Regions from separate parts of the Homo sapiens genome. Here all the other regions are linked to region 3. Evidence: chromatin loops called from intact Hi-C (ENCODE). Cell type or tissue: ascending aorta. All regions are shown on one strand.

What was found. Peaks named below come from ENCODE experiments on the same cell type or tissue, not always from the same donor. Only the 100,000 strongest peaks of a DNase experiment are listed, where the experiment ranks them.
Region 1: a loop joins it to region 3, with 5 times the contacts of the local background. A loop is called at or near these places in 1 of 110 quality-filtered maps.
Region 2: it touches region 3 in a loop (6-fold over the local background); 1 of 110 quality-filtered maps calls a loop at or near these places.

Annotation. Positions count from the first base shown.
Region 1 is chr3:154,240,806-154,248,805 of GRCh38, forward strand. All of the region lies in intron 12 of ARHGEF26 (Rho guanine nucleotide exchange factor 26), which reads left to right. LOC105374167 (a long non-coding RNA gene) reads right to left here. Exons shown (of 2, transcript XR_924597.4): 2 at 7,663-8,000. Among named protein-coding and RNA genes, the nearest start is that of DHX36, 80 kb to the right of the region's middle. In ascending aorta, no CTCF peak of the experiment used is centred here; DNase peaks (open chromatin) are centred at 2,160, 2,681, 2,819 and 4,086; H3K27ac peaks cover 4,818 bases.
Region 2 is chr3:154,176,151-154,184,150 of GRCh38, forward strand. All of the region lies in intron 6 of ARHGEF26 (Rho guanine nucleotide exchange factor 26), which reads left to right. Among named protein-coding and RNA genes, the nearest start is that of ARHGEF26, 59 kb to the left of the region's middle. In ascending aorta, no CTCF peak of the experiment used is centred here; no DNase peak of the experiment used is centred here; H3K4me3 peaks cover 1,940 bases; H3K27ac peaks cover 3,565 bases.
Region 3 is chr3:154,056,491-154,064,490 of GRCh38, forward strand. The region is part of intron 2 of ARHGEF26-AS1 (ARHGEF26 antisense RNA 1); the gene reads right to left. Among named protein-coding and RNA genes, the nearest start is that of ARHGEF26-AS1, 61 kb to the right of the region's middle. In ascending aorta, no CTCF peak of the experiment used is centred here; a DNase peak (open chromatin) is centred at 4,261; H3K4me3 peaks cover 865 bases; H3K27ac peaks cover 2,561 bases.

The DNA.
Region 1 (8,000 bases), 180 kb after region 3:
GATGCACTGTGCTTTAGGTGATGTCTTTATTTTTATAGAGTGGTTTAAAAATCATTTTACTTTTTTCATTGACAAAAATATGATACACTATCCTTAAGGAATATGACTCAACTGGTATTTTGAGTCTAGGCCATAAGCCTTCTTAGGTAATGGAATTCAGGTCGTTTCTCAGTCACCTACCTTCAACCAGAGAGCAGAAAGCCCAATGATTTCTGTCAAAAGAGCTACCCAGTTTACGGAAATATACTGATAAATCCTCTTTCTAATCCAGAGTTTATGCACGACCAAAACAGGCGTCCTGTTGGTGCCTGCAGTTTCGCCAGCAGTTAGTGTGCACTTAGTTCTCACATTGGATGAGTGGCAGTGAGGGTTAACTTTCAAGTCCACCTTAGTGATTTTTTGGTCCACTTAAAGATGACTGACCAATGTTTTTGTTTAGAAACTGGAAACTTCCTCTTGCAATAATCATCATGGGCAGATATTATATTGGGTCAGAGAGTGGAACAGTGGAGGGAAAGGAGAAGTTCCCTAATTCTTTGTCCTCTCAGATTCCTGCCTCCAACTCCATGTCTGCCAGGGTTCCTAAATGGTGTGGTTAAAATGGATCAGCAGCTGATGAATAACAACCCTAAAATTGTAGCAAGATCTTAGAGAAAGTGATCCCAAAGAGGTATCTTCACCTTAAGACTGATTTTAACAGTGTTCCTAGATGATTAACGAGAATATTCAAGAAAAGTTATTGAAGGACACTTGCTAAAGCGCAGTAAGCTTCGCAGCCTTTATGCAAGGTCATCTTAACAGGCGTAAGGACCATTGCAGCAACGTCTCCAGTAGGGGAGAGAGATTGGGCTCAACTTCCAACACAGCATGGGCAAGTGGGAATTCATAGCCATAGGGCAGGATGGAGGTCAGTGGATGGAAACTTACTGAGAGGAAATATCAGAGATAAGGGCTATTCTGGCTAAACTAACCAAACAGGATTCTTGCTGAAGACAGGCCAGGGTAATTAGACATCATAACCTCTGGGATGATGGAGAATAATGAATCTTATCAGATATTGAGGATGGGGTAGGGGATATTCTTGCCAAATTGACTTAGTAGGGTTCTTTGCTAAAACTGGATTTTACGAAGAACTGTACAGATGAGCCTAGGAGAAGGTACAGAAATCTAACTGAAGTTTGGCCAAGCCAAGAATCTTTGTCAAGAGACATAAGAAAAATGTGAAAATTACAAGGCACCCACATAAAATGTCAAATTATTTCATATCTTTTGGCACTAGAAGTAGCATTTCACAGGCTAGAGAAAAAACCAAGGACAGGTTGGTGAAAGCTGTAGCATATTCCAAATGAGCTGGAGAGTTCACCAAGGTAATGAAAAAAGAAATATATTTCATAAGGCTACAGCTACCATAGACAGTGGTTCCTCTGATGGATCTGGGCAAAGTAAATTAAAAGCCTTCTGGAAAAGATTCACCATCGTAGATGTCATTAAAAACATTCATAATTTCATGGGAGGAGATCAACATATCAACATGAACAGGAGTTGGGAAAAGTTGATTCCAACTCTCATGGATGACTTTGAGGGGTTCAAGACTTCAGCGGAGGAAGCAACTGCAGATGCAATGGAAATAGCGAGAGAACTAGATTTAGAAATGGAGACTGAAGATGCAACTGAATTGCTGCAATCTCATAATAAAACTTGAACAAATGAGGAGTTGCTTCTTCAGGATGAGCAAAGAAAGTGAAGTTGCTGTGAGCATTGTGGAAATGACAACAAAGGATTTAGAATATTCCGTAAACTGAATTGATAAAGCAGTGGCAAAGTTTGAGACGATTGACTCCAATTTTGCAAGAAGTTCTGCAGAGGATAAAATACTATCAAACAGCATTGCATGCTATACAGAAATCTTTCATGAATGAAAGAGTCAATTGATGCAGCAAACTTCACTGTGGTCTTAAGAAACGGCCACAGCCACCCAAACCTTCAGCAACCATCACCCTAGTCAGCAGCCATCAAAAAAAAAAGGGAGCTTCATCTTCATGTGTTTGTTTACAAAACAAACAAATGCCTTTCTCTGAGATCCCAGAGTTCTTCCCCTAAAGGTGCTGAAAAGCGCTGATGGCATTCCAAGCATGCCCCTCTGTGTTTGCGGCTGTGGGGAGGTGAGCTTGGGTGGGCGTGTGCTTGCTGATCTGTGAGGTGACCAGCAAGTGACACACCCAAGACCAGGGTCAAGGGGAGGCATTACTTGAACTCCAAAAGTGGTTTAAACCTCTTGGCCAGTGAGGACAAACTAGACTTCCTTTGTGTGGGGAAACTTCTCCTCAAAACAGAATTTTTAGTATGCCTGTGCTTTGGATTTTATATGACTTTAAGGATGAGAATGACTTTAACACTTTGGAAATCAGTAATTTTCCAGTGTTCCAGAGAATTCTCAGAAACTAGAGACTTCCCTTTCCCCGTATAGTTAGTAATGGTGAAAGTGTTGCTGGTTTTGCCTTGTGTTTTCCTTTTCTTTGGTTTACAAGGATTGTTTGTTCTTTATTCAGGCCTTGCCAACATCTCAACAGAGATTTTCCTGACTGTCTCATTCATAATTTATGTAGTCTCCACCACTCATTTCTGAGATGATTCCAAGAGAGTAGGAGGTGAACTGACATGTCCAGCTTATTTCACGCCAAGGCTAGATCCTTTCCTGGGACATTCTGTAGCATTTGTTCCATCCTTTTGCCTTTTAATCTTGCCAAAGACTGAATGGTTGTTCGTTTCCTCAATCAGACATGTTCTCAGAATATTTAGTCATGTCACTTGGAAACCCATAGGTCTGACTCATATTTGTAGTTATTTAATTAATAGCAAGAGAACATTCCAGAAGGGGCATGGGACAGAGGTCTCCTTGGGTACAGAGGGAGTGACTCTCTCATTCTCTTTGCTCTCCCCACCCCCACCCTCAATTACAGTTGAGAAGTAAATAAATGGACATGCTTTCAAGACATAAAATAGTATTGGTGTTGAAAAAATATATTTAACAACTAAAGACGCACTTTCCTTAAAAATAAAAAAGACTATTAAAAAACCTGGCAAATTGTTACATGCCATGTTTGCAAATATGCAGGTTAGCTTTGGGCTACCGAGTTTTGAGCAATTAGAGTTTTGATATGCATAGAATGTGTTATTTTCTTCCAACATTTGTGAAATGCATCAATAAGTATATATTGTTTAGGTTTTCTTTCTTTTATGTCTTTTTGGTTAATATGGTTCATTGGCAATCTAGTTGAAAAAACAAGGTTTGCACTACCATTCTAGCCTTAAGTAATTGAAGAACTTAGAGTCAGGTATATAATTTCACTACTTACTCTTTGACCTGAAAAATAATGAATTTTACACCTAAATCTTTACTTTCTTTGAAAAACTGTTGTCACTAAAGGCCACCTGAGGATATACAACATGTAAAATCAGCAGTAGGAGGGGTGCAGCTGTTTGGCACAAGGACAATTCAACTTCATAAGACAGTGAAATTGTGGAAGAAAAATCAATGGCTTTGATTACGTAAAGAATGCAGAAATGCTCACCAAAAGGAGTTGGGGCAAACAGTGAGCATCTGGGATATGCCAGGCACTGAGCCAGCTATAGAACATGACGAAGGGACCCATGGGTGTTTCTAGAGGAGGACAGAATTTTGAGCTGAAGAAAGCATATAGGGAAGTGATCAGACATCTTGGTTTTCCCAGAATCAGTTGTTCAAGTTTGGGTCCGTTGTCCTGGTGAAATTATGAATGATACTCTTTTTGACTCTCAAAAGGTCCTCGTTTATACAATGAAATATATGGTGACCCTAATTATATATAATTATAATATTACATAAAACAAAATATTATCAATAACAAATTATAAATATATACACATATTTATAATTATATACATGGTCCAACTCTCTCATTTTCTTCCCCCATGTGAAGTGACTCACAAAGGCCATACAGGAAGTGAGTTATTGCCAAAGCTGGAACTAGAATCTGGCCTTCCTGACAGTCTAGCAGTCTTTCTAGTAACAAATTTTATTCTTTTTACGGAGAAGCTGCCAACCAGTAGGCTGTTCCACCCCCACTTTGCTGCTCAGTTTGGCTTGTTCTGGATTTGGAAGGAAACCTCCAGGAAGTCAGTCGCTATTAACTGTGAGAAACTACTAAAATATAGAATTTTTTAAGTCCAAAGACTTTATTATTTTTTATTTTATTTTATTAAGACAGAGTTTCACTCTGTCGCCGGGGCTGGAGTGCAGTGGCACGATCTCGGCTCACTGCAACCTCCCCTTCACGGGTTCAAGTGATTCTCCTGCCTCAGCCTCTCAAAGAGCTGGGATTACAGGTGCTTATCACCATGCTTGGCTAATTTTTTTATTGTTAGTAGAGACGGGGTTTCACCATGTTGGCCAGGCTGGTCTCAAAACTCCTGACCTCAAGTGATTTGCCTGCCTCAGCTTCCAAAAGTGCCAGGATTACAGGCGTGAGCCATTGTGCCCGGCCTCAATCCGTAGGCTTTAAAAAGGAAAAAAGATTGTGGAAACCTAGATGTTAAATTTAGGATATCATATGGGTTAGAATATTTTATGATAAAATGCTAAATAGATATTGCATCCCCAAAATTATTTTCCATGTTAAACTTCCTTTTTTGTTCCTTTGCCTGTGTTTTTCATACTTCCTGGAATGCCCTCTTCAGGCCTCCTCAGATGGCCAGATGGCTCCTCTTAGGGCCCATGTCAAGCCTTTCCTCTGCTGAGGAGCCTCTCAGTACTGCACACTGCAGTCTCATCTTGAGAATGCCCAGTGCTCGCTGTGTGTGCCACTCATTAGTTCACTTTTCCCCTCATGTTTTCTGTCTCACCCACCCTCCACTGTATGACTCCAAACTCCCAGCCTCCTGCTACATCCTTCCTTTCCTTTACAGAACTTCTCAAGAGAGTGGCCTTCATTTCTCCAGATTAATTCAGTGGATTTTTGTCAGGCACCTACTTCCCATCAAGTGTTATTCTCAGTGCTGGGATGTAGCAGTGAACCATACGGAGATCAGATCTCTGCTCTTAGGCTTATATCCAAGTGAAGAACCGATCCCCTTGGGCTTCCTGCTCTTAGGAAGGGTGACTTTGGATGGAAGGGAGCTTTGGCCAGTCTGCCTGGGCAAATGGTCTGCAATGAGCTAGGATGATGGGAAAGTATTTCTTCATGATCCAGTTAAAAATAAAGGATCATTTCAGGTAGTGGTAAGTGCAGTGAAGACCCTAAAGCTGGTGATGTGATCCGGAGTGAGTGCTAATTGGGGGGTGGTGAGGATAGGTACTCTAACTTAGGTGGTGCAGAAAGACCTCTCTTAAGAGGTGATATTTGAGCCTTGAGTGAAAAGGAGGAGTCAACCCTTAGGAAAATGCAGAGTCAGAATGTTTCAGCCAAAGGGAACAGCAGGTGCAAAACCTCTAAGGAAACGAATTTAGTGTTCTCAAACTTGGCTTGAACATGGAGAATGTGGCTGGAGCAGAATAAACCAGGGAGAGGGGTGGCAGTCAATGGGCAACAAAGTCCAGTTTGTCTTCAGAGCTACCCCAGTGCTGTCTGTGGGCCATCAGTCCTCAAGTAGTTACCAGCCTGGTATGTAGGAAGCAGTTTGACATTTCTGAGGCATCAAAACTTGTGATTATTTTAACAATTAATTTATTTTTACTGTATTTCTAAAAATGCTTGGTCTGCAATGGATTCAAGGGGTGGAGACTGGTTCTCTACCAGAGATATCTCGAGAAACACTGATTTAGAACCACATAAGCCATAGCAGGAAGTTCCAGGAACAACAGGGGCCCTGGGGACAGAAGTTTCAGTGGGGCAAACAATAAGAACCCTAACCCTAATCCTGTTGGAGTAGTCGAGGGGAGTCCCGATGTTGGCTTGGACCGTGATATGTAGGAGGAGATAGAAATGTTATATTTTGGAGACAAAAACAACAGGACCAACTGATGGATTGGATGAGTTGAGGTGGCAGTAAGTGGAAGAGAGGAATCGATGATATTTAGATTTTTGGCGTGAGCTGCTGGCGTGAGCTGCTAGCTTGAGTTGTTTCTTAATCAAGGTAGGGGTACGTGCAGTGAGTTGTTAGCTAGTTGAGTTGTTTCTTAATCAACCTTGGCGTGACTTCTTCCTCTGGCACCCTGTTGAGGCCTCTCCATCAGATTAACAGGCTTCCTAGTTTCACACCCAGCAGTCCAATCTTCCTTTCTTTACCTCTAGTATCATTTAGTTTTATTGACCATCCAGCTCTTTCATGCTAACCCTTTTTTTGAGATTATGTTTTTCTCAGCCTCTTATCTATGCTCTTAGTTTGCCTCTCACACCTATGACCATTCCTCTTCTCTGTCTCTTCAGAAATGCAGCCTGTCCAAAACCAAACATCAACACTGCCCGTGGCTTTCCCCGACACACACATTTCTGTAAATGGTACTATTGACACTCTTTTGCGTTATCCAGTCTGGAGACTTGGTGCTGTTTTTGATGCTTCTGTGTCAGAACAGATCCATCACCTGCCAGTTCTTCCTGTGTAAAAGTCTATTTCATCTTTCCCCATCTTTCCATTCCACTGCCTCCTTCCTAGGTCAACCACATGGCTTTTGAACTACCCCAATGGCCTCCTAGCCATTCTCCTCTCCCATCAATACAGTAGTTTTATCACTAATCCCTAAGCTCAGCTCTAGTTTTGTCCTTTCCTTGCTTTGTACATAGCGAGTAGGTTCCCAATAAATATTTTTGGGATTGACCCATAATTATTATAACTAGCTTTTCTCTATCTGAGACAAGGTAGAAGAGTAACCAGGTGTGGAGAAAAACTGCTTCCTGTCTCTATTTACTGCCCTTTTTGTTACTGCTGGAGCAGGTTTTTCCCAAATTTTACTTGTTTTTCAATTTTTTGCTATTAAGGATTCAGTCAAATGTTTTTTAGGATGTACGTCGAAGTCATGTATACTGTGTTATATCTGTTTGTCCATGACAGGCCCTAAGTCATGGTATCGTCAATGAGACAATACTCTGTGAAAAATACAGAAGTCTACCCTTTATAAAAGGACAAAGGAAGAATGTTTTACCACTGTCATTCTTTTTTCCCTCTGGGCCTTTCAAGAGGAATGTGGGAGCCAGAGAGCCCCCTTTGTCTGCCTTCATTAAAATGAAGCACAGACAGCTGCAGCTGGCACACACAACAGGCTGTGGCAAGTGGAGTCCTTGGCTTCCTGCATTTGCAGTAAAATTTAGATGTCATTTGGGTGTAGTGTATACCGTCATGAAACATCTAGGACATGTTCAGTGATGAACACAAACTTTCCTCACTCATTATATGTCAGTTATAGGATATGATGACCTTAGCCCATAATCAAATATCCTTCTCAAAATTTCTCCCTCACAGAGCTAGAAGCATAATGAATGTGGTTGGTGCTGTCAACCATCCAGACACCAATTCCTGGGCCTCCTGATAAAGGGGCATTGTTTGCAGGGAGTCTTTGAGCTTTTCCTGCTTCTGTTAATGATTTAATTAACAACAGGAAGTACATGGAATGGAATAAAATTGTAAATAGTATCTCTGACATAGTCATATACTTCATCCTTTTAGAAAAATCACAACATAAAGACAGTATACATGGAAACATTTTATTTATTGTAGGGTATAGCATTTTTTTCCTTGTTAAATCTAAATTCTAAGTCCAGTCATAATCTTACATTTATCTAGTGCCTGTCAAAGGATCTGATCTTAATGTGGTCCTCATCACCAACCCCAATAGGACAAGAGGTCTTTTATCAGCAGGAAAACATCATTGACCCGCTTCAGGTTAACTGAAGGACTCTGGACCAGATTTTTTAGGTCTGAGCTAATGTAATATGATAAACAAGAAATAATTGATTTAACTATATAGCATGTGACAAAAATCTAAATTTTAGAACTCTTAGTGGGCTAGGGATATTATTTTGCTTCAG
Region 2 (8,000 bases), 120 kb after region 3:
ACCCTGTGAAAGGATCACAGTGCAGCCTTCCCCTGAGTAAATGACAAATAGGCAGTTTCTTTAGTATTTTTCACATTCCTGCACCTGGCTGGGAGCCAGCTCTGCTTTTGTGGCAGAAAGTGAGGCTGGAGAGAATGTTTGGGAGCCAATCTTTGGTAGGGAAGTGACAAAATGCAAGGGTATATGTATATGGGCCAAAGTTAAGATAAACTTTTTTTTGGTAGTTTTCACTGTAATTATTAAGAGGCAATTAAAAAAAAGAGGTAACACTAGAAAATGACAAACTCCCAGAAGGTGTGATTACTTACAAATCAGCTGCTCTGGGTCCTGGTGAGTGACATAGTCCTGGTGATCAGTGTCAGCATCCTTCACAAGCAATGAAAGGAGAGTTCGCAATGACGCTGCTTCACAGGATGTAGATGGGTCCAGGCATTTAGGCTGGCTGAGAGGCATAAAGTGGCTGAGATTTGGTTGGGAAGAACCAAGATGAGGCGTGCCTCTGTGTGCTTTACGTAGACGGTGTTGTATGGTTAGAAGCCAGTAGTTAGAAATTCGGTTTGAAAAGCCGGGTCTGATGTTTCAGAGAAAAAGGGTAATGCGGCCAGAGACGTTTTTAGAAGCAGATTTTGGTAGATTCTTTTTACCTTTTAAAAAAATACATATATATATCTTTTTATGAGATGAGGTTTTCCTACATTGCCCAGGCTAGTCTCGAACTCCTGGGCTTAAACAATCCTCTTGCCTCAGTCTCCTGAATAGCTAAAATTATAGGCATACACCTCTGTGCCTGGCTTGGTAGAGTCTCTAAAAGGGGATTGATGCAAGAATAAAAGGGAGAAGAGTAAATACCATAAAAAGCCCATTGCAGAAGGTGTGTGTTTCAAAGCCAGGGTAGAGAAATAAGTAAGGGATGCATGTATAAAACAGAACAACATTGGTGAAATGTGACTGTTTATGGTTTACAAATTACTGATTGGCAGCAGGAAACATAGATTTAAGAATATACATGCTACAGAAATTTCCCTAAAGAAGTAACGTATTTTATAATTCTAAATTTACTGTTATTAAAGTTAGAGGCTGCCAGCAGCTTGGTTATGGTCAAATGCCAGGTAAGATTTTGGGATATGAAACATTTGACCCTTCTGAACTAAGTTCACATGCATTGGACCTCTCCGAAAGCCTTGTAAGAGGGTATAAAAGCAAACTTCCCTTAGCTTCCTACAAGTGAAACCATTATTTCCTCTTACCAGGGTACCTTGCATGGTGATTAGGCAGAAGGATAAGAGTTGTGATGTGTTAAAGGCTGTGCAGGACTGGCTTTAGTGTGGACATAACTGTCTCTAATTCCCTGGTGTGACTGGGGTGGGGGACATGTTGGCTGAATTCCCTCTCACTGACCCTACAAATACAAAGATGCTTAACATTCCACATCTCTCAGCCATTTGGATCTATAGAGTGGTTTCGGATTGTGTTCCATCAGGCCTGGAATTCCCTGAAGGCACTTTAGGGTCTGCCAATTTGGGTGTCAGGGAAGCAAATAACTGGGCCCTGGGCCTCCTGACCCTGCTACAAGCAGAACAGCTCTCTTTTATTGTGGAAGTCTTGGGACTTTTCATAAGATTCACTTGAAAAGGGATGAAACACATACAAAATCCACTATCTGGGGAAGCAGGAAAAGAGAGCATTCTGTATGTGAACAAAACTAGCTGATACAAGCCCCGGCCCTCCATCCATTTCTCTAGCTGCTGCACTTATTAAAAGGGCTTTATTGGCCAGGTACAGTGGCTCACACCTGTAACAATCCCAGCACTTTGGGAGGCCGAGGCAGGCAGATCACGAGATGTGGAGTTCGAGACCAGCCTGGCCAACCTGGTGAACCCCTGTCTCTCCTAAGAATACAAAAATTAGCCTGGCATGGTGGTGGGCGCCTGTAATCCCAGCTACTCGGGAGGCTGAGGCAAGAGAATCGCTTGAACCCGGGAGGTGGAGGTTGCAGTGAGCTGAGACCATGCCACTGCACTCCAGCCTGGTTGATAGAGTGAGACTCCATCTTAAAAAACAATAAATAAATAAATAAAAATAAAAGCTTTATTGAGATCACAATTCATATGCCATACAAATAACCCATTAAAATTGTATAATTTAGTGATTTTTAGTATAGTCATAGATTGTGCAACCATCACCAGAGTTTTACGATTTCATCACCTCAAAAAGAAATGCCCTACCCATTAGCGCTCACTCCGCATTTCCCCCCACACTTCCCCAGCTCTAGGCTGCCACCAGTCTACTTTCTGTTTCTATAGATTTGACTGTTCTGGAGATTTCATATGAATAGAAAATATAAAATGTGGTCTTTGATGACTGCTTTCTTTTACCTAGCATAAAGTTTTCAAGGTTTATCCATATTGTAATGTGTAAGTAAGTACCTTTCATTGCTGAATAATATGTTATTGTGTGAATATACCACATTTTATTTATCCATTCATTAATTGATGGATATTGGGTTCTTTTTTATTTTAAATTATGCTGCTATGAACATTTGTGTTGAAGTTTTTGTGCTTTCGATTTTTATTTCCCTCGGGTATATACTTAGGAGTGGAATTGAAGGGTCATATGGAAACTATGTTTAACATTTTGAAGAACTGCCGGCCTCTTCTTAAGTGGATATGTGTAGACTTGCAGCTGGCCTCTTTACCACCTTTGCACCTCAGTTCAGCTTTTTCCAGCCCTACACCCTGCCCTTCACCCTGCTCCCTCCAGGGTTACTTTCCTAAAATACCAGAAACCCTAGTGGTTCTCTTGTTACTTTGAAACAAATTGAAACTCTCTAATAGGGCATTTCGAGTTCTACATGGTCTAGGCCCAGGCTATGTTTATAATTTCATTTAATAGTAATTTCCAAGTTCTTGCGTAGATGTTTCATTATACAAGCACTAGATGTTTCATTATACAAGTCAGTGATTATTGAACTTCCTTTTAGTTATGGACCCCTTTGAAAATCATCCAATAGCCATACGTTTCTTGCTTCCTCAAAAAAAAATATGCATGTATAATTGTACTGACAACAACAAACCTGGCATGCAAGTTCAGAGAGTTTGTGATTGCTCTGGCACCATTAGCAAACCATGAAGTTCACCAACACATTGGCTGGGCACAATCTGAGTGTTCTTTGTTCAAACTACTCTCTCACCTCTCTTCTCCCTTTTCTCCTTCCTGCTGATTGCCTAATGAGAAGCTTTCTTGCTTTTTAGAGTATCTTTCAGAGAATCTGCTGGAAAGGAAGGTGGTTTGGCTCCTTTTTCCACCATTGCTGCTCCACAGTTGTGTGTGCAGTCCTGCAGCAGGGCCTTGAGGGAATTGAACAGAGAGGGCTAGCCTCTCTGAGAACTAGATGGTGAGTGCCATGAAGACAGAGACTTTTGTTGGAATTGTCCTGGGCTGTGTATTTTATGTGTCTAGAATAGAGCCTGGCACATAGTAGGCATTCACTAAGTAGTCACTGAAAGAATGGGTAGGGAAGGGAATTGAATCTGGAACCATCAGCTTTCTGGGATGGATGAAGCTATATATAGTAGGGCCCATGAGTTACAAGGGACCCGTATGCAGATACTGGATGTTGGTTACTGGGAATGGAACAAGAGGTTAGAAGAGAGTTTCTAAGACAGATTAAGAGGATGTATTAGTTTTCTATTGCTGCTATAACAAATTACAACAAACTTAGTGGTTTAAAACAACACAAATTTATTCTTTTTCAATTCTGAAGGTGGGAAGTCTGAAATCAATTTCACTGGGCTAAAGTCATGGTGTCACTAGGCTGTTTCCTTCTGGAGGCTGTAGGGGAGAATCCGTTTTCTTGCCTTTTTCAGCTTCTAGAAGTCACTTTTGTATCGTGGCTTATGAATTTTTCTGTCTTCAAAGCCTACTGTGTACCATCTTCTCTGATTTCTACTTCTCTTCTGACTCTTATCCTCCTGCCTCCCTCTCTTATAAGGACCTCTGTGATTACTTTAAGCCCACCTGGATAATCCAGGATGATTTTCCCATCTCAGTATCATTAATTACTTCTATAAAATCACTTTTACCATGTAAGATAACATATTCACAGGACATGGACATTTTTGAGATGATGGACATTAATAATGGACATGTACATGGCCATCATTTAGCCTGCCACAGGGGGCTCTAAAAATAAACATGGCGCCCTTTGTGTTTTTGCCAAGTGTGTCTGTTCCTTGCTCAGGGCTTCTTAATTGTGACATGACTTCTTCCTCACAATGATTACGCTAAGGCCAAGGACAGTGTTTGCATGTAAAGAAATGTTCCACCACTTCTCAGTTGCTGAGAACTGTTAGTTTTCCCTGGTTCATTTCTCTCCCACATGTAACTCACTGGGGAGGTACCAACACAAAGGACTTAAAAAGGTCTGTGCTGCATCCTCCTCTAATTTTGTCATTGGTAAGTACCTACTAAAACAGTAGCTATCAGAATGGGAATGAGAACTACCAGAGCATTTTTGTTTAGAACTCTTTTTTCCCCTCACATCCCAAACCACTTTTAATTTCTTATCCTCTTATTATCAATCCAGAGATAAAATTTCAGAAGAAAAGGCTAAAATAGAATATGAGAAGACATATAGTCTGCTGAAAAGGAAGTCTCTTGAGACCTTTACCAGATCAGGATGTAGGTAGGATATTTTCTGATTGAGAAGCAACTGTCCTATATTTGTGTCGAATCAACACATTTCCTATCACTGTTAGTCTCTGGTGAAGGATTCATCGATGAGCTTCATCTTCCTCAGCACTGATTTTGATGTATTGTTAATGGCTGCCTGGAGTGCAAACTCTGCATGTAGGCAGAGTGCCAGACAGTTACTGATGCCTGCCATGGGTTAGTGGCGGTGCGCTTGCCATGCTTTTATTCTCCCTGATCCAGTATGTCAAAAGAAACTGACTTCAACCTTCAGTGTCAATGTGACCACCAAAAAAATTCCAAATAAAGCAGCCCCAAATCTTACTTACCGGCAGCAGAATATAAATTCATTTTGGTAGAGTACAGAATGTTCTGTATTAGGAAAGTATTTCCAGCAGCACATACTTCGCTGCCACTTATCTGGAATATTTCTTTGTTTAGGGAAGATATTTTATTATATAACAACAACTTAGACATGTGAAATCTGCCTGGTATGTTACAAGTCTCCAGCCTAAGTGAATATGACCTTCTCTGGTAGGATACTGCAGCCATTTAGATTGACAGCTCATTTAAGTGAGGGAGACGTCCAAGAATGATTTCAGTTTGCTTTAGGCAGATGGATATTAATGAAGAAAAAGTACCTTGAAAGGATGCCATTCTGAGGAGGGCACCGGACAGCGGCATTGATTATAACCAGAGCTCCTTTTTTTCTGTGTTTCCAGAGCTAGAGTGCTGAGTGCTGCGCTGCTTAGTCTCTCTGTCATCCTTCTGAATTGGATAGGGGAGGGGCTGGTCTGGCAGGTTTTTCAGAAAATGCAGCTGGCATTGAAGAAACTCAGATTGGACTGGGTCTCTCTTTAGTAATCCTAATTGAAGAATTGTAAAGACTTGTGCTGGGAGTTTGTGTCTTCATTGGTGGCCCTTCCTGTACCTAGCACAGTTCTGGGAAGCCAACTTGTGGTCAATTAAATATATGTTGACTTATCAGTGATAAAAGCAAGGTAGAGACTGACCCAATTTGTGGGCATTACTTTCTTAGTAAAATAATAATAGAACGAAATTCTTTTACATGTTTCACCTTTATCATTTTTTATTTAAAACAATAAATTTCATTTGTTTATGTATTCACTGATCAAATATTTGACTGTCTCCTATATTCCAGGTACTATGGCCAAGTCTGGGTGGGTGGGTGGTTGGGTGTGTGTGTGTGTATATATACACACACAATATATATATACACACACACTATATATATATATAAATATAGTAGTGAACACAACAGACATGGCCCCATCCTCTAAACCTTGCTAAGAGAGACAAAAGTAAACAAAAATTATAAAAGAATTAATTGCCATCATAGTAGGTACACTGAAGAAAATATATGGGGATTTATGAAGTCATAGAACAAGAGAACTTAGCCTATCCCAGCAGGTTCAGGGAAAGCTTCCTGGAATAGATGAAATTTAATCTGATGCATGAAGGATGAGTGGGATTCATGAGGGAAAAAGGGGAGCGAGAATAGGAGGGCCAAAATGAATAACCCCCAGAGGGCTTCACAGGGCACCTGTAAACCAATATTTGATCACACTGTGTCAACCAGGACCAGAGCACATTGCTGGCTGTGATTTTCCTGATTATCTTTCTTGGAGGCTGAACCTGATATGGTTGCTGACCCTTCTGTTGTCTGCACATTTTGTCATGGCGTGGATCTTACTGTGAACATCTGCACTACGTTGATTTGTGTAATTTATTTGCTGAGACCATTCAACATTAATCTTGGAAAATGATCTTTTTCTTTGCAGTTCCAGCTGCTACTCTTCTTGCTGGATGTCTTAGTTGAGGGTTGGCCAGTAGTAACAGGTGGGCAAGATCAGCTCACCGCTGAGAGCTGAGGCAGCAGGTGTTTTGGTTCAAGCACAGGGTCTGGCTCTGGTTTCAAATGAAGTTGTGACTTAAGCACTCTTTGCCTTGGTTTTCTTATCTATAAAATGGGTATAATGACCATCTCATAAAGCAGGCTTGCTGTTGGTTTTGTTTTTTCCTCAAAAATGTAGTGCCACATTTAAGATCATCACATAATAAAGCAACCACAAAAGACCTAAAAAAAATCCCTGCAGTTTTAAAAAACGTTAGAAGAAAGGTTACTAGACCATAAGCAAGCTCCACATCAGGCTCTTTTTTCAAACATGGGTTTTAGCTGAATCATCTTGAACCTCCTGGGAGGTGGACCTTATATGTTTGGTAGGACCATTATCTGCACAGCTGAGGAGCTCACCTTGGCAGACTACAATCATTTAAAGCACTCATTTGAAGTATGGGTGTGATTTTGCTTGTGATGGTGAGTTAACAGCCAAACAGGGCTAACTTGTGTTTCTGGTTAGGAGGGAATGTTTCTAGGCAGCTTTTCCTGGTCCACAGAAGGTTTCTCTTTAGTGGTGAGATTGGAAATGCTTTACAGGGAAAAAAAAGATAAAGGTTGTGTAACATGATTGGTTATAAAACATGAACATCTTGGTAATACTACAAAGAGGAAATAAGTGGAAGTATTATCCCCGAAAAAAATTCATAGAACTTAAATACGTATTTCCATTAAAAAGTTGTCCTCCTCGTAAGCCAAATTATTTCATTCAAGTTTCATCCAGGGAACCAGAATACTTTTACTTTTGCTTCAGATTTGATTTGATTCACCGGCATTCTTGGTTCCCGAAATCATACCTCATTTTTTAGAAATACTTTCTTGATCTTTTTGTAGCTAACTCACTTAGTAAAGTATGCAAATTTTCCAAAATAACTAATAGATCATTTAACATAGAAAGCTTTAAATTATGTCTTAATTATGTCAATGTAAAAATAAAAGGTGGGTGGTTTGGTTTATATTGAAGTAAGTAGCATAAACAGAAATTTAATTAGTACCTTATTTTTAATATCGTACTTTGGCAAACCTTTCACAGTGATAAATGAAATTTTCCTTTTCATTGGGAAAAGCCAAGTTACTGTTGTTTTTGGTTATATAGTTGCATTCCTTCAGGCTGGTAACAGTGTAAGCTAAAGACAAATTGTAAGAGCTACTTGCCTCAAGATATTTATATCCTAGAATTATAACGGCCTTATGGTTTCTTCTTTTTTCAATTTTCTTTCTTTTTTTTTTTTTGAGACGGAGTCTCGCTCTGTCGCCCAGGCTAGAGTGCAGTGGCGCAATCTCGGCTCACTGCAAGCTCCACCTCCTGGGTTCACGCCATTCTCCTGCCGCAGCCTCCCGAGTAGCTGGGACTACAGGCGTCTGCCACCACCCCCGGCTAATTTTTTGTATT
Region 3 (8,000 bases):
TAACCTTACTTGTTCAAATTCCTTTGTTATGTATCTAACTTTTGGTATCTACATAACCTACATGATACTGGTTCTAAGAGGTTAAAGTAAACTCCTGAGGTTTTGCATACAGGAAAGGAAAGACGTTTAACAGACTTATACAAGAATTACCATGGTCCTACTGTTCCCGCCCAGTGGGGGACCTTTTTTAGTTCAGACTCAAACTGCAAATTACTTTCCCATCACAAAAATAAGTGAAATAAAGCCCCTCACATTGCAGCATGCATGTAGAATACAGAGGCAATACATAGAGTATTGAAAAAGAAGCCGAAGCTGCAATCCAGTAAACAAAAAGAGAATCCATTTCCAAGAGAATAAAATGGAATAAGCAGAAGGCATTAAACAGGAAGCACTGGATAGAAGCCACCTCCTTCAAAGACAATTGATAATGTCTCTATATTGACAATAAACTCAGAGCAATGATAGAATTTTTTAAAAACCCTTTTGTAATGGGTCATTAAGACAACGAATTAAGGATATAACTTTCCTAGCACAGATAGGCACAAGACAGGAGACATGTGCAGAACAACACAGACAACTCAAGAAAAGAAAACAGGTCAGAAATAAGTCTTTAGCTTATCGTGGTTAAATGATTCAATAATAACTTTAAAAAGAAGATGTGAACATTAATTTCTGGATTAGTTCATTATTCATGCCTTATTATGAACACCACAGAATACTTTTATATAGTTCTCATTTCAAAATATACGCTTAACAATTTCCAATTAATTTCTCCTATTGCTGCTAAATTTTTCAAGTTAAAAACTCTCCAATCTCCATATAGATAATTTATCAGTACTAAATGGACCCACTTAATTATTTTGACCAAGATATTGCTGCCCAGAGAATCAAATGAGTTAAGGAATTTATCATACACGTTGGGCTTTCGTGGTGAGGAATAGAGAACAGCAATACATTTCATGTTATTCAGGTGGAAGTGCAAGGTTCTTCCAATTGCACAGTAGACACTTGACCTCTGGCAACTAAGTGAATTCCAGTCTCCACAAAATGCTGATTCTGAAGCTTTTTTAAAAACCCTCTTTTAAGCCCATATTCATCTCCAGCTACTTTTCTTTGACTGACTTTTCCTCTATACAAAATGTTGGTAAGTTGCCAGATTGGAATAAGTTGAAGAGCCTGTGGGAGATGCAGAAAAAGATAAAGAGAGAGAACAGGCAAGTCTCACTAGACATTTTGTATGAAGGAGGGCATTAAGACCAATCTGCTATGCTACAATTTGACAGTGGCTACATTCTTTGCCTAAAGCCACACTAAGTGTCTCCTAAGACTCATCAATATACTTCCTTTTTTAATTTCATGTGCTCTTCAACTACTTATTCTGATATAGAAACTGTAGACTTTGGGAAAATGAAACTGCTGTCAAATCACAGCATAACAGGGAGGGAGGCAGGATCTTTCTCTTCTCTCATTGGCTTAACCCAGTATCAAGCCAGAAGCAAGGGAGCCCGGCTGATGTAATTCATAATATCTTATTCCCAGGGCACAGAGTAGCATGGAGAAGCATGGACAGACAAACAGAGAATAGCCATAATTCTCCCTCAGTTTTATCTTTAGTCCGACAACTCTCCTCAACGGTAATTTTATTTTCTTCTGTCTGATCACTAAATGTTGGAATGTCATAGTCATTCTTAGGCTCTCCTGTCTTTTCACTCCACACTATACACAGAAGAGATACTTCATACTTACGGTTGCAATTACCACCTACACACCAATGATCCACAAATGTGCAATTCCAATCCAGACCTCTCCCCTGAACTTGAGACCAAAATATCCAAGTGCCTCTTGGACGTCTCCTGTTCAATGTTCCAAACTCAACATGTTCACAACCACCTTCATAATCTTCCCCTCTAAATGGGACCCCCTTCCAGTGTTTCCCCTCCCTACAAATGACTGCACTAGTCAGAACATTCTGCAATCACAGAATCATCTTCTTCACATTTCATACGCAATACATTAGTAGGCACAATGGATCTGTCCTGAAAAATCTCTCAAACTGATCCACTACTGTTCATATCCACCACCACCAAGGCACAAGGACCTTCATCTGCACCAAGACTACTATTGCCCACCTCACTCCTACCACTACTCGAATCTGTTTTCAACTTAATAGACAAAGTAATCTTTAAAAATACTCATAAGTCTGGTCGTTTCACTGCCTTGCTCTAAAGCCTTCAGTCATTTTTTAGTCTCTGACGAGAACTTTATCATGATCTACAAGGCTTCCTCCAGATTCTCTCCCTCCTTATTCCTTCTCACTCTCTGTGCTCTTGTCATACTGCCATTAGTTCCTGAGAAAGGCTGAGCCTCTGCCTGCCAGAGGACATTGTGCATGGACCCCTTTGAATGAAATGCTCTGCTGTGGCCACCACCTTAATCCTTTGGCAACACAATTGCAACTCACACTCCAGATCTTAGCTCAGACAAGTTGTAATTTTTCTAGGAGAAAGCCTTCTTGCCCCCTCCTTTCAAGCTAATAGGCTCCCTCATAGCACTGTGCGCCTTTCCTTCATAGAACTTATTACCTCATTTGTCGGTTTTAGTTTTTGTGTTGTTGCTGTTGTTGTTGTTTTGGAGCCTGGGTCTCGCTCTGTCGCCCAGGCTGGAGTGCAGTGGTGTGATCACTACTTATTGCAGCCTTGAACTCCTGGGATCAATCAATCTTCCCACCTCAGCCTCCCAAATAGCTAGGACTACAGGAGCACACCACCATGTCTGGCGAATTTTTTGTATGTTTTGTGGAGACAGGGTTTCACCACATTGCCCAGGCTGGTCTCAAATTCCTGCGCTCAAGTGAACTGCCTGCCTTGGCCTCTCAAAGTGCTGGGATTACAGGTATGAGACACTGCACCCAGCTCACATTTCTAATTTTAAATTTGTTGGGGGGTGATTATTTGATTAGTGTTCCCTGTCCTCAGTAGACTGTAAGATCCATGTGAACAGGACCATGTCTACTTTGGCTTACAGTATTCACAGCACTGTGCCTAGCATATGGTATGTGATTGACAGATATATCTGCTAAATGGAGGTGGGAATAGATGACTGGATGAGTGAATAAATGAATGAATGGAAATAGTCAACGTTAATCCTGCACTTGGCAAGCACTGTCATTCCAGCTGGGAGGTCTTTGGTGTTGGCTAATAATACAAGAGACTGAGACATGAAATACAAAGTAAAAACTGAATTTTTAATTATTTCAAGATTTGTGTAAATAAGAAACTCTATTCAAGCAGTCCCTTGGGTGGGCCCTGCCTCAGGCATGCTGGGACCTCAGCACCCCAGGCCAGAAGGAAAGAGGAAGAGCCCAGGGCCTACAGCACACATCAGTGCAGGGCCCACTGTAAGGTGAGGAGCTCAGGAAAACAGTCCAAGATGCTTAGGTTAACACTTGGGCGCTCAGAGTTGACAGAAAGGTTAACACAGAGTTCAGTTCCTGTTAGAGCAGTCCTGCAGGGGTTTGCCATACCTGTCAGTGAGCTGTAAAGACTTTCCAATCAGATAATACACACGAGAGCCTAGAGAGAAGACGGAAAGGAAACTAGTCAAACTGGCTGTCTGATCAAACTGGCTGTCTTTACATGGGTGAGTGCTTTTGTCGCAGGGAAACCATTTGTGCATCTCAATGTTCCTCACGCGGATGCCAGCATTCTTTTTTTCACTTCCAAAATGTTTTCCAGCTCTCATGTAAATCTGGTCTATAATTCAGCAAAATTATTTTTAGGAAGATAACACACTGTTTCATCTTTGAGCCTAAAGTGAATAAAAGTTTTAAAAACTTGTTTTGGAAATAATATAATGACTTCTCTGTATCTGAATATACCATGTAACTATGGGTGAAAAACAAAACCTGCAGCTAACAACTATAATTTGTAAGGTTGCATTGTTAGCCTGAGGAGCTGCCAAGGATGTTTGGAACTAGGAATTTTTTAAACGCCGTGACAACTGGTATTCTTTAACATCAGATAAATTAATTTTATCTATCTACACAAAATTATCAAGTCTCAGACTCCCTGGCAAGTTGTATTTTGTTTGTTGTTTGTGAGACTTTTCAAGTTTTTATTCATTTTTTATGTCTATGGTACTCCTACCTTCATGTGACCATTTTCAGTTATTTGTAGAGCCTGACGGGACGCATACAGCATGCATACAGAGAGTGAAGGAAAGAAAGAACAGACCCAGGAAATGCCTTTCCTCAGAGGCATGATAATGCCAAGGCTCAGACTTGACTTTGCAGTTTTCCAAACTTGTCTCTGTTTCCATTAGCAACTGTGAAATACAACCAGCACAGTGTTTCACATTGAGACTGCTTTTGCCAGGAGGTTGCATAATTAGATTGAATGTGCTTAATCTCTCCTAGAGCTAAAACATGGAAAGATTTCATTTGATGAATTAGAAAAAAATAAACAGTGGAAAGTATTTAAAACAAGCATTTGTGGGTTTCTAACATCAATACATAATGTCTTTTCCTGGTTTGGTTTCAGAAGTTGCACATCAAAACTGCTATATCTAATGGTGAGGTTTGTAGAAAAAGTTGTTGCAGTTGCTTCTTACAATGGGAGCCAGAATTAAAAAACCATTGCACCATAATATCGCTCATTAGAGAATCAGGGGAAGAAAACAAAGCTATCTCATTCAGTAAATGACCTGTGATACTGAGGCATTATGTTTGGCCTGATGGGGGAGAAGTGAACCAAAGTCGTGCCTCTATGAGCTTGCAACTGATTAAGAAAAATTTTAGCGTTAAAAATAATACATAATGTAACTGTGACTATTTTACATGTCTTAAGATTGTCAAATTCCTTTGTGCTGACAAGGATTAGAGATTTCTCACAAAAAAATGTCAGTTGAGCTGAACCTTAAAAGAAATAAATAAATGCACAGAGGCAAGAAGCACAAATACCATCTAATTCCTGCTCTAGTCTAAAATTCCACTGCAACCATGATCAAAGTATCCACTTTGAAAACAACAAGTAGGTTTTCTGAGTGTTTTAAACTCTATTTATTTTTTATTTTCTATTAAGTTTAAATACCAGAACTGGTACTAACTCTAATCGCCTAAACTAATACATAGATTCCCATCCTTCAAGGTAACTAAAGAGATTGGTTTTGTTTTCTTTTAAATTTCACAGTCACATAGGTATAGTTTTTGTTTTTATTTGTTTTACCACAGGTAAGGATTAAATCAGGCTGAAATATGCTGGTTTTAAAAGCTTTACTTATCACACTTTCATCTGAAAATAGCTTCACCATCAAATACTTCCTCTTCCATATACCTAATGTGTAGTTACCTCCCACTAGATACCATTTCTGCCAAGAAGCTAAAAGGTCCTTACTCCCTTCAGACCTGTTCATCCCAACACAGTCTTTCCTAGACACACACACACACACACACACACACACACACTCACACACACATTGTGGGAAAAGGAATAAAACTCTGCCCCCAGATATCTCCTCATTTTCATGAAGCTATCCCCTGAAAGCCCATAGAATATTGCATTATGAAGAGTGACGGTGTGTTAACTTCACACATTCTGATAAGCTCAGACTTATAAAACCACCTCCTGATGACTGACTCCTCTCTCTCTGTGTATATATATATATACACAGAGACAGATATAGCTATAGAGTAGTTGCCCAATTTCTCTTGACTGCCTCAGACGTAGAGAACTCAGCATGTTCCACGTAAGCCTTTTTACAAGTACTAATTTCTTCAGTTAGCTATCATTCAACAAACAACAGTACCTGTCATAATTTCATACTTTTTAATTTTGAAATAAGATTATCTGGGGGTGGGACCTAAAGCATCAAGATTTTGACAGCTCCCAGACATAATATTCAACCAAGGAAGCTCCAAGAGAATGGGATTGTTGTAGGAGTTACTAAGAAATTATTTTAGGCAGATAGAGAGGAAAAGGGGTCCTTGGGAAGTTTTAATTTTTAAAGCATCCCCAGAAAAGTTTCTTGTAAAGCCCTGGCTCTTAGAACCAGGCCGGCAAACTTTGATATGCAAATGCAGGCCATTAGAAACTGGGTCCACCCAACATTGCAATTCCCGTGCCCTTCTTGCCCTTGCCCCACATGTGCCTGGAAGCATGGTCGCCCCCACATATCCCTGCGTGTGTGGAACATCATGGCGCCTTGAATTTGCATATTAAAAGGCTAGGCTGGGAGGGCCAGTTTTTTGTGGGCTACGTGAATGACATGCCTGGTCAAACCAATCCCCTGAGCCCTATGCAAATCAGACACCACCTCCTCCAGCCATGGAATACAGCTGGTTGATATTACCTGAAAGCAGGGTTCTGTCTGTCTCTTGACTTTGGAGCCTCCCTCCCTCTGTCTCTGCGCAGGGGAGCTGCTTCTTTCTTTCTTCCCCCTTCTTTCTTGCCTATTAAACTCCCTGCTCCTTAAAACTACTCCACGTGTGTCCGTGTTGGTTTTTCTAATTCGACTCGAGAGGAAGAACCTGGTGTTCCTCCACTCATTGGAGCTGTATCAGGATCATGTCTGTCACTCTGTCTTGTTTGTTTAGCGGTCGACCACTAGCCCGTGCGCAGTGCCTGGGCATGGGAGGCTCTTTTTAAAATGATTCATCAAATTGTCATTAATGAAACTAGTACATGGTTAATTAATAGAAATAGTTCATTGATTGAGGTGACAGAAAGAGAGTCTCAGTAGAGTGGGAACAATTATTTGAAAAGTCTCATAATTCTGATGACATAATCAACCTGCACTCTTCCACTGTCATAGCTGGGAATCACTAAATTGGACTACACAATGTTAGAACTGGAAGGGCCTTAGAGATGACTTGGTCATTGGCTTTCAGCTTGGAATCTGCCAAGCCCTCGAGTTTCTTAGTGGGACCTCAAGGGTGGGTAAGGTGGTGAGGGGAAGGCCAAGCCAGTGGGGACCCAGCTTCCATGTCATCTCTCCAACAGAGGAACTTTGCTTTTATTCCTTCATTCAGCAACTACTTGCTGAGTATATACATTTCACCAGGTTTATGGTTATGCTAAGGACACAGGAATGAGAAAAAAAATTGCCTTTCTTATAACTCACAATTGTACATGGTTTATTTGTTGAGTTCTACATAAGATTTCTTCTGAAAAAGAGCTCTTTGATAGCTAGATAGATAACGCAGATATGTAAACAAACTAAAGGCCTACTTCTTCACTTTATAGATAAACTGAGATTAAATGAATTACTGAATTAACGGTCAAAAACATGTCAGAACCAAGACCGAACTCTACTTCCTCTGTCACCAAGCCCAGTGGTCTATCCATATGACATTTCACATTATAGAAGTAGTGGTTTCATGAAAGAACTGAGACTACATACAAGAACAGATCCTTACCATCTCCCTCATGGAGTTTAGAGTTCCGTAAAAATGGAACTGCCAGTAGCTCGGTATATTGGTCAGCATAACTGGTTGCAAGTACCTAAAACACCAACTCAAACTGGATTGAACCATACAGAGAACTTATTGATTCATGTAACTGAAAAGTCCAAAAGGAGGTACAGTTTCAGAAGATTGATCCAATGGTTCATACAATGTGACTAGAACATAGTTGCTTCCTCTTGTTCCTCAGCAATATTTCCTTAGCAATGGCTCCATTCCCAACAGGCATTCTCCTTGAAGTCTCAAGAAGGTGTCCAGGCTACATGTTTTCAGTAGAAAAGAGAAAATCTGCTTACCAGAACTGGAATCCCAGAACATAATCTTATTGATCTGAATTCATCTGTACCTATCTGGGCTAATATGCTGATGGGCTTAAGGTGACTGAGAACTCTGAATCTGATTGTATCTGAATCTAACTGAGCAACCCAGTTAGCCAATGAGAATTCTAATGAGAAATCTAAACTTTTAAAGTTTATTAAACATTCAAACATGAACACTAAAACATAATAGTGCTAGTGTTTCCGGATGTGTTTTTCTTTGCTAT